Linked DNA regions of Homo sapiens: region 2 is linked to region 1. Evidence: read pairs that join two places in POLR2A ChIA-PET (ENCODE). Cell type or tissue: A673. All regions are shown on one strand. Each heading gives the region's core, and the rest is flanking DNA. Links, peaks and the distances in the headings are about the cores only. Region 1 overlaps PEX13 (peroxisomal biogenesis factor 13). Region 2 overlaps PAPOLG (poly(A) polymerase gamma).

Region 1 (4,400 bases), core at 178-4,177:
AGGCCAAGTCGGGCGGATCACAAGGTCAGGAGTTCGAGACCAGCCTGACCAACATGGTGAACGCCTGTCTCTACTAAAAATACAAAAACTAGCTGGTCGTGGTGGCATGTGCCTGTAGTCCCAGCAACTCAGGAGGCTGAGGCAGGAGAATCACTTGAACCCGGGAGGCGGAGGTTGCAGTGAGCCAAGATCGTGCCACTGCACTCGAGCCTGAGCAACAGAGCTAGACTCTGTCTCAAAACAAAAAAAAAAGAAAGAAAAATACAAATAGAATACCTAAAAGTCTAGAGGTTTGTTTTTTTTTTCTTGAGACAAGGTTACACTACGTTGCCCAGGCTGGAGTGCAGTGGTGCTGTTCCACAGGTGTGATTACAATGTACTACAGCCTCAAACTCCTGGCCTCAAGTGATCCTTCTGCCTCAGCCCCTTGAGTAGGTGGGACTATAGGTGCACACACTGCACCTCGCTTAAGTCTAGGTTTTTTGTAAAAGGGATGAGGCAAAGATTTAGTAATCTCATCCAAAATTTTCAATTATTTACATAGTAATGATTTGAACATTGAAAGTATTTCTTCCCTGCAAAAAATGACTAAAACCAAAAAAAGGGTGAAGTTTCCATAAATAGATCCTTCCATGAAAAAACAGCCAGAGTTGTTAAAAGCACAAGGTCTCAAGTTAGACAAACCTAGATTCATAGTCCAGTTCTATTGCACCTTTGCTTTGTGATACTGGACAATTTACTTATTCTGAGTCTCAGTTTCTTCAAGGGTAAAACAATGACAGGATAATAATAGTACCACTTCACCGTATTATTGTAAGGCTTAAATGAAATATGTAAAATACAGTACCTTGTACATAGTAAGTACTCAATAAATAACATGTTATTGTTATTAGTACCTTTATCAACAAAACATCACTTTTTGCAATAAACTTGAATCCCCATAAATACACATATTTAAAAAAATCCATAAAAATCCTGATAATCATTACTCAGGAAGGGTGAAGGAAAAGGTCATTTTGCCTAGAGTCATTAAAAAGTATCAGTGACTTGGTCCAAAAATAAACCCGAGATGCGTATAAATCTCTTGCTGGGGTTCTATAATACTTCATGACACTATTTCCTAAAATACTTATGATGAAATTTCTGAGGTAAACACTGCTGAAGTAATAAAGAAGCAACACCAGTCCACAAGGACTAACAGCAATGCTTAGATGATGTTACATAATTCCTTTGCTTTATTAGATTTGTTATGTTTAGTTACTGACATCACGTTTTTGTGTGGGGATTAACAGTTTGAAATTCAAGTATTTTGAGTTTAGAAAAGCCTATATAAACAAAGCCTTTCCTTATCTCAGTGAAATAGTATTCGAATAACTCTGCTGGGGCATTTCTTCCTGACTCCTCCAGATTTGGAAGCTCTAAATTGACATGAAAAAGAAGTTCTAGTAACTATCTCTAAGTTAACTAACAATGAACAAGATCCTTTGTTGTAGTTTTTAATACTGCATTTATGAATATCAAAATTTACAGATAATTCCAACTTATTCATAATTTATTACCTTTGAGAGCTAAGTTCAGCATATCACCAGCCCGGAAAGAAATTTCTTCTTCAGATACGGCAGCAAAATCATATTCTGCTCTGGCAACTACATGGTCATCCTCACCACTTGCCCAGTTGATGCTGTCTATAAGCCAAATTAAAATTAGGTTAATAAAATTTACAAAAGAAAAATGCAGATATTTCACTGGCTATGGCTTGCAAACTGCATAAATTTGCCAAGAGAAAAGTCCTCCCCTCCCAAGTAAAAACTATAATGAATACTATGTTAAATCAACAATAGATCCACTAAAGATACCTATTATGAACTTTTTCCTTTCTTTAAGCTCCAACTTCCCGCTCTCTTACCGTGAGCCAGGGGTTGGCAAATTTTTTCTGAAAAGGGTCAGATAGTTAATATTTTAGACTTTGAAAGCCAAGAGGCAAAACAGGATATTGGGCAATTACTTTTATAAAAAGAGGAAACAAAATTTCCATAAATTTATTGACAAGATTAAAAATATAATAACCATGTTTCTTTTTGGTAATACAGGTCTATTTGGAAGTTACTTAGAAGAATGAAATATTTTGGGGGAAGGATATTTCACTTAATTGGAAATCAATTATAAATATTCACTTGCTAATTCTAATTTGTAATAAAATTTGAGGTACTGCATTTTTGAAAATGCCTTTTCACACAGATAGGTAATGTCAAATCCTAATATGAGTCTATGAGTATGTGGTTTTAATTGAGCATATTTATTAGTTGGGAGAGTAATAGGCCAGAATATAATTCTGTTAAATTCTTCTCTTGATATTTGCCTTTTACCATGTTATTACATTGCAGATTAATCACTTCCAAATGAAGATTAAGTGGAAGTTCCTCAATTGCATAGTTAAATGGATTTTGAAATATGGAAATTTCCTTTGTGCTTGCATGGAGGTCCAAAAAATGCTCTGGCATTGTATTAATAGCTTAAGCTTGGAAAATGTATCTGCTGCCAACTTGCGTGGGAATGGAGATACTGCTTGTGTTAACTTCTGACAGTCTGAGAGGTCTATAAAGCAGTGTGACATTACTTGTGAGTCAAACTGTATTAGGTGTTGTCAAAACTTTACTCCAGCATAAGTTTTGCATATAAGCACTGTTCTGCTTTGTGGTTTCCGTTTGAATTACTTAAGAATATAGGTCAGGCGTGGTGGTTCACACCTGTAATCTCAGCACTTTGGGAGGCCGAGGCGGGTGGATCTCCTGAGGTCGGGAGTTTGAGACCAGCCTGACCAACATGGAGAAACTCCATTACTACTAAAAATACAAAATTAGCCGGGCATGGTGGCGCATGCCTATAATCCCAGTACTTTGAGAGGCTGAGACAGGGGAAATTGCATGAGTCCAGCAGTTCAAGACCAACCTGGGCAACATAGGGAAACCTTGTTTCTACAAAAAAATAAACAAAATTAGGCAGATGTGGTGGCACGCGCCTATAGTCTCAGCTTGAATCGCTTGAACCTGGGAGGCAGAGGTTGCAGTGAGCCGAGACTGCACTACGCACTCCAGCCTGGGCAACTGAGTGAGGCCCTGTCTCAAAAAGAAAACAACAACAAAGAATATAACTAAGTCTGGGCTGGACATGGTGGTTCATGCCTGTAATCTCACTCAGCACTTTGGGACGCTAAGGCAGGATTGCTTGAGGCCAGGAGTTCAAGACCAGCCTGAGCAACACAGTGGAATCTCGTCTCCACAATAAATAAATAAATTGGCCAGGTGTGGTGGTGTGTACTTCTAGTACTAGCTACTTGGGAAGCTGAGGTGGGAGAATCATGTGAGCCCAAGAGTGTGAGGTTGCAGTGAGCTATGATCACGCTACTGCACTCCAGCCTGGCTGACAAAGCAAGACCCTGTCTCCAAAAAGAACTCAGAATTTAACTAAGTCTGCAGTAAAAGGTGATTTCCAAAGCTGAATGGGTTTAATAACAATAGCTGAAAAGGAGTTCTGTTCAGAAAAATTTCATTCTTGGCCTCAATCTCAAAAAAAATAAAATAAAACTTAAACCTTGTTCTGCCATTGAATTGCCATGCGGTAGGGCAAGTCGGGATCTTCAGCTTCTGTATCTGACAAAAATTCACAAAACTGACAATGATTATGTCACAAGAGTGAATAAACTTTACCTTGACACTACTAGTTCAATAACACATGATAAATTCAAATATTTTCTGCAATGTGGCTGCTGATAATACAATGAATAACCATAAACAAAAAAACTGTATTTTCAAAACCTTTGTAACTTTTGTCCAACTAGGCCTTTTCCTGCTCCACCTAGAATTTTCACCATTATCAGGTGCAACACATCTTAGCAGATTCAGGTTGTACGGAATCAGTGTTTTCACCTTCTTTGAAAATGTTCTTGTCTGTAGTTGAACCATGACTATTCATAGAGGCTAATTCTTCAGTCATTTCCAATTCACCATTGATTTCTCAAATAAACAACTAAGCAGTACTGTCTTTTTTTTGAAAATTTGTTTTTTTTTTTTTTTTTTTTAGTAGAGACAGGGTTTCACCACGTTAGCCAGGATGGTCTCCATCTCCTGACCTCATGATCCGCCCGCCTCGGCCTACCAAAGTGCCAGGATTACAGGCATGAGCCACCGAACCCAGCCTGTCTTTGTTTTATGCTACTTTAACAGAATACTACAGACTGGGTAATTTGTAAACAATGGAAGTTTATTTGCTCACAGTTCTGGGGGCTAGGAAATCCGAGATCAAGGGGCATTTAGTAAGGGCCTTCTTGTTGTGTCATAACATGGCAGGAGGCATCACATGGCAAAAGAGTGCATGCGAGAGAGTAAGAGGGCCAAACTAGC
Region 2 (4,400 bases), core at 26-4,025, 260 kb after region 1:
GACAGAGTCTCACTCTGTCACCCAGGCTGGAGTGTGGTGGATCTATCTCGGCTCACTGCAACCTCTACCTCCTGGGTTCAAGCGATTCTCCTGCCCCAGGCTCCTGAGTAGCTGGGATTACAGGTGCCCACCACCACTTCCGGCTAATTTTTGTGAGACAGGGTTTCACCAGGTTGGCTAGGCTGGTCTTGAACTCCTGACCTCAGGTCATCTGCTCGCCTCGGCCTCCCAAAGTGCTAGGATTATAGGCATGAGCCATCGCGCCCGGCCCACCAAACTCTTGAGTAACAAAATATAAATATATATAATGTTGTTTCTTAGAACACAAAAAATTAGTTTCAACCAGACTGGGCTGGCTCCATTTTTGGCCTTAATATTATCATATACTTTTGAAAACTCATTACTAAAAAACAAAATAACCATACTTGAAAGAATTTTTAGAAAGAATAGGTATAACTCTAACTGCCAATCCATAGCTGCAACAGAGAATAAAACTGTTAACCAAAAACTTGTGGGAATATGTAAAGGGCAACAGGGCCACATGTTTACCTTGTTTAAATTCTTCTACCATTACTGTTCGAGTTGATGTGGACACATTATACGTAGAATTCTGTTGTGGGTAGGCAGGGGTGATTATGGGCATGAGATGATACCTATCTGATGGATTTACCTGTGAAATTAGAAGCAGAATAACTGATCTATTCTCCTATTTCAGTTGTTCTCACTTCATTTCCCCAAAAGTCTGAAGAATATGAAATATAAATTTAATACTACATTTCCTCAAGTTTAAGAAGTACATTTTCCCTCCCCAACTGCATTTATTTCTGAAGTTGGATATGTCTGATAGTCAAAGTCAAAGGAAATACTGCAGAAGTATATTTTTCCTCAGAAAAGCTGTTAAATTGATGTGCATCTTATAAACAATGATCTCTTATAATCAAGGAAATACAGTATTATAACTACAAAAAGCATTATCTGGTTTAATGGTTCTCAATCCTTTTTCACCACCCACTCAATGGATGACTTCCCCTTGGTTACCTAGAGGAATGAGCACTCACTCTAAAAGCAAATTAAAATGCAAGATATGGGAGAATTATGCTACCCTGGAACAATGAATTTGCTTTAAATTGTATTGCAAAGTAAATCTTTTATTATACTTTAGTACTTTATTATTAGTAACCAATTACTTTTTTTTTTTGAGACGAAGTCTCAACTCGTCACCCAGGCTGGAGTGCAGTGGCACAGTCTCGGCTCACTGCAACCTGTGCCTCTGGGGTTCAGGTGATTCTCGTGCCTCAGCCTCCAGAGTAGCTGGAACTACAGGTGTGCACCACCACGCCCGGCTAATTTTTTATATTTTCAGTAGAGAGGGGGTTTCACCACGTTGGCCAGGCTGGTCTTGAACTCCTGACCGCAGGTGATCCACCCGCCTCGGCCTCCCAAAGAGCTGGGATTACAGGCGTGAACCATCATGCCCAGCCAAGTATCCAATTACTTTTGAGACATTTTTTCCACACTGGATTATGACACTGTCCATAAGACACCCACTCATCTTACATGGGCGATTTTTAATGACATAACATTTGGATCAGCATTAGTGATCCTAATCATCTGCACAAAAAACAAAACAAAAACCACAGCAGAAGGAGGAAGGGGACTATAGTTATATAGAAGGAAGAACAGAGACAAGAGGAACTATCTTTAACTAGACTGTAATTTAGTGAAATGTCCTCTTCCTTAAAAGCTTTAAAGAAACTCCATAATAAATCACATACCCGAGGATCCCAGACAGGCAAATTCAAATTGCTTTCTTCTGGTTGCTTCAGCAGCACAGGATTTGGCCATTCCCTGACATGAATAAGGCAAATTAACTTACACATGATCTCACTTCAGGTACTACATGAAACTTTATAATTATTAGATTGTTCTAACCTTCTACAGAGTGAATGTTCTGGGTATTTGGTATTAAAGGAAAAAAAGGCCGAGCATGGTGGCTCATGCCTGTAATCCCAGTACTCTGGGAAGCTGAGGCAGGCAGATCACCTGAGCTCAGGAGTTCGAGACCATCCTGGGCAACATGGAGAAATCCTGTCTCTACTAAAAACACAAAAATTAGCCATGCCTAGTGGTGCACGCTTATAGTCCCAGGTACTCAGGAGGCTGAGGTGAGAGGATCACTTGAGCCCAGGAGGCAGAGGCTGCAGTGAGCTGAGATGCATGCACTCTAGCCTGGGCAACAGAGTGAGACCCTGTCTCAATTAAAAAAAAAAAAAAAAAGGCTAGGTAAGAAAGTATACAAAGGAAAGGCTGCTCATTTTAATGCAGTGTTCTCTGAAAGGGCAAATATTACTTTTCATTAACTGTAACTAATTTACACCTGAATCTTTCACTTCCTTCTCATTTGCTTTCATGGATTTAATTCCGATAATTTAGTAACAGCAACAGCCAACATTTACTGAAAATACTAATATATCAATGTGATTATCATCTCCATTTTACAAATGAGGAAAGCTTAAACGACCTCTACATAACTAGTAATTTGCAAAGCCAAACTTATTTTAACTGCTCTCCCAAGCTAAAGGCCCACATTTACAAATCCCTGGAAGAAGGTGCCAATTAGATGTCCCACCATTGCCTCAAAGTTGATGTTTTATACTTTCAACTTTACAAAGCAATGTAAAACAACAGAAAAAGTCTATGTATAGCTCTTAAATTTCCAAACAAACTTACGCATAGGTAGAGATTAGTAAACAGTCAAAGTACACACGTAAATACTTACCACTTGGAAAAAACTAAAAAGAACTTATGAACTAAAGTAGATGCTGCTGCATTTGGATACAATTGGCAAGTTCTTGCAACTAGCATTGCCCAGGAGACACCACCAAGGAATCCTAGCATGTTGGAATAAATACCACGTCCTAGAAAATCAATATATTTGTTAATTATTATTAGGACCTACTATCTGTGACATTCTTTTTTTTTCTGCTCTTTACAAGGTGAATGAATATCCGTGACATTCAACAAGGTAACTTTATTCATAAGACGGTTGGTTGGAAATTTTCCCCTATAAACAAAACATTAAAACTGATAAGCAGACCTTCACATTAGGCCCACAGTCTAATTAGTAAACCATAAATTGCTAATCTTACCCTCCTTACTTTCCCTTCTAATACAGACACCTCAGTTCTTTGCCTCAGTTCCAACTGCCCAACTGGGCTCCACTGATACTACATTGAAATTCCCCATTTTTCAGTATTTAGGATTGAGAGAAAAATGAAAGGAAGGAGACATTTGGAGAGACAATGGGGAAGAATGAATATTTAATTAATAATCATATTCATGGGTATTTTTAAATCAAGTATAAAGCTGGAGACTTACTTCAGTATTTCACAGAATTTGGATACCTCTCCATAAAGTAGAATACACCACTGATATCATTCATTTCTATTTTTTTTTTTCTTTTTTTAAGAGATGGGCTCTCACTCTGTCACCCAGACTGGAGTGAACTGGCACAATCATAATTCACTGTAGCCTCAAACTCCTGGGCTCAACTGATCCTCCACCTCAGCCTCTTGCGTAGCTATGATTACAGGGGTGCACCACCATGGTTGTCATGACCGTTTTTTATATAGCTATCTATATTATGTCCCGCCAAGCGAGCAAAAGAAAAAAACCTACAAAATACCAATTTCAGATGTGGTAAATATGAAAAATATGCATCTAACTGACAAAACATGGCATTTAATCTTTAAAGAAGGGCAAATTGTTCATGTTATCCCTTCAGTGCAAATTTTACTTTATCTTAAGTATACAAGACACTTGAGCCCAAGGACAAATTCTACTTGCTTACTATCTTTTTAGACCTGCACTGTCCAATATGGTAGCCACAAGCCATGTGTTGCTATTTTTTAACTTGTAACAGCTTTATTGAGATGTAATTCACATACCATAAGATTCGTCCATTTAAAGTACACAATTCAATGGTTTTTTAGTATACTGAGAGTTGTGCAATCATCAACATGATCAATACTAGAATGTTTTCAGCACCCCGAAAAGAAACCTTTAACTGTCACACTCAGCCAGGCACTGTGGCTCACACCTGTAATCCCACCACTTTTGGAGGCCAAGGCAGGAGGACTGGTTGAGCTCAGGAGTTTGAGACCAGCCTAGCTAACATAGCAACACCTCGTCTCTGCTAAAAAATAAATAAATAAAATAAAATAAAATAAAATAAAATAAAATTAGCCGGGTGTAGTGGCATATGCCTGTAGTTCTAGCTACTCGGGAGGCTAGAGTGGAAGGATCGCTTGGGCCCAGAAGGTTGAGGCTGCAGTGAGCTATAATTGCACCACTGCATTCCGGTCTGGGAGATACAGCAAGCCCCTGTCTAAAAAAATAAA

Evidence for each region. Peaks named below come from ENCODE experiments on the same cell type or tissue, not always from the same donor. Only the 100,000 strongest peaks of a DNase experiment are listed, where the experiment ranks them.
Region 2: POLR2A ChIA-PET joins it to region 1 with 24 read pairs; 2 of 35 experiments call an interaction of 5 or more read pairs at or near these places.

The regions. Positions count from the first base shown.
Region 1 is chr2:61,043,011-61,047,410 of GRCh38, reverse strand. PEX13 (peroxisomal biogenesis factor 13) reads right to left here. Exons shown (of 4, transcript NM_002618.4): 3 at 1,560-1,685. Among named protein-coding and RNA genes, the nearest start is that of SANBR, 21 kb to the left of the region's middle. In A673, for the core only: no CTCF peak of the experiment used is centred there; a DNase peak (open chromatin) is centred at 2,540; H3K27ac peaks cover 830 bases.
Region 2 is chr2:60,778,155-60,782,554 of GRCh38, reverse strand. PAPOLG (poly(A) polymerase gamma) reads right to left here. Exons shown (of 22, transcript NM_022894.4): 9 at 2,780-2,918; 10 at 1,776-1,848; 11 at 550-670. Among named protein-coding and RNA genes, the nearest start is that of PAPOLG, 24 kb to the right of the region's middle. In A673, for the core only: no CTCF peak of the experiment used is centred there; no DNase peak of the experiment used is centred there.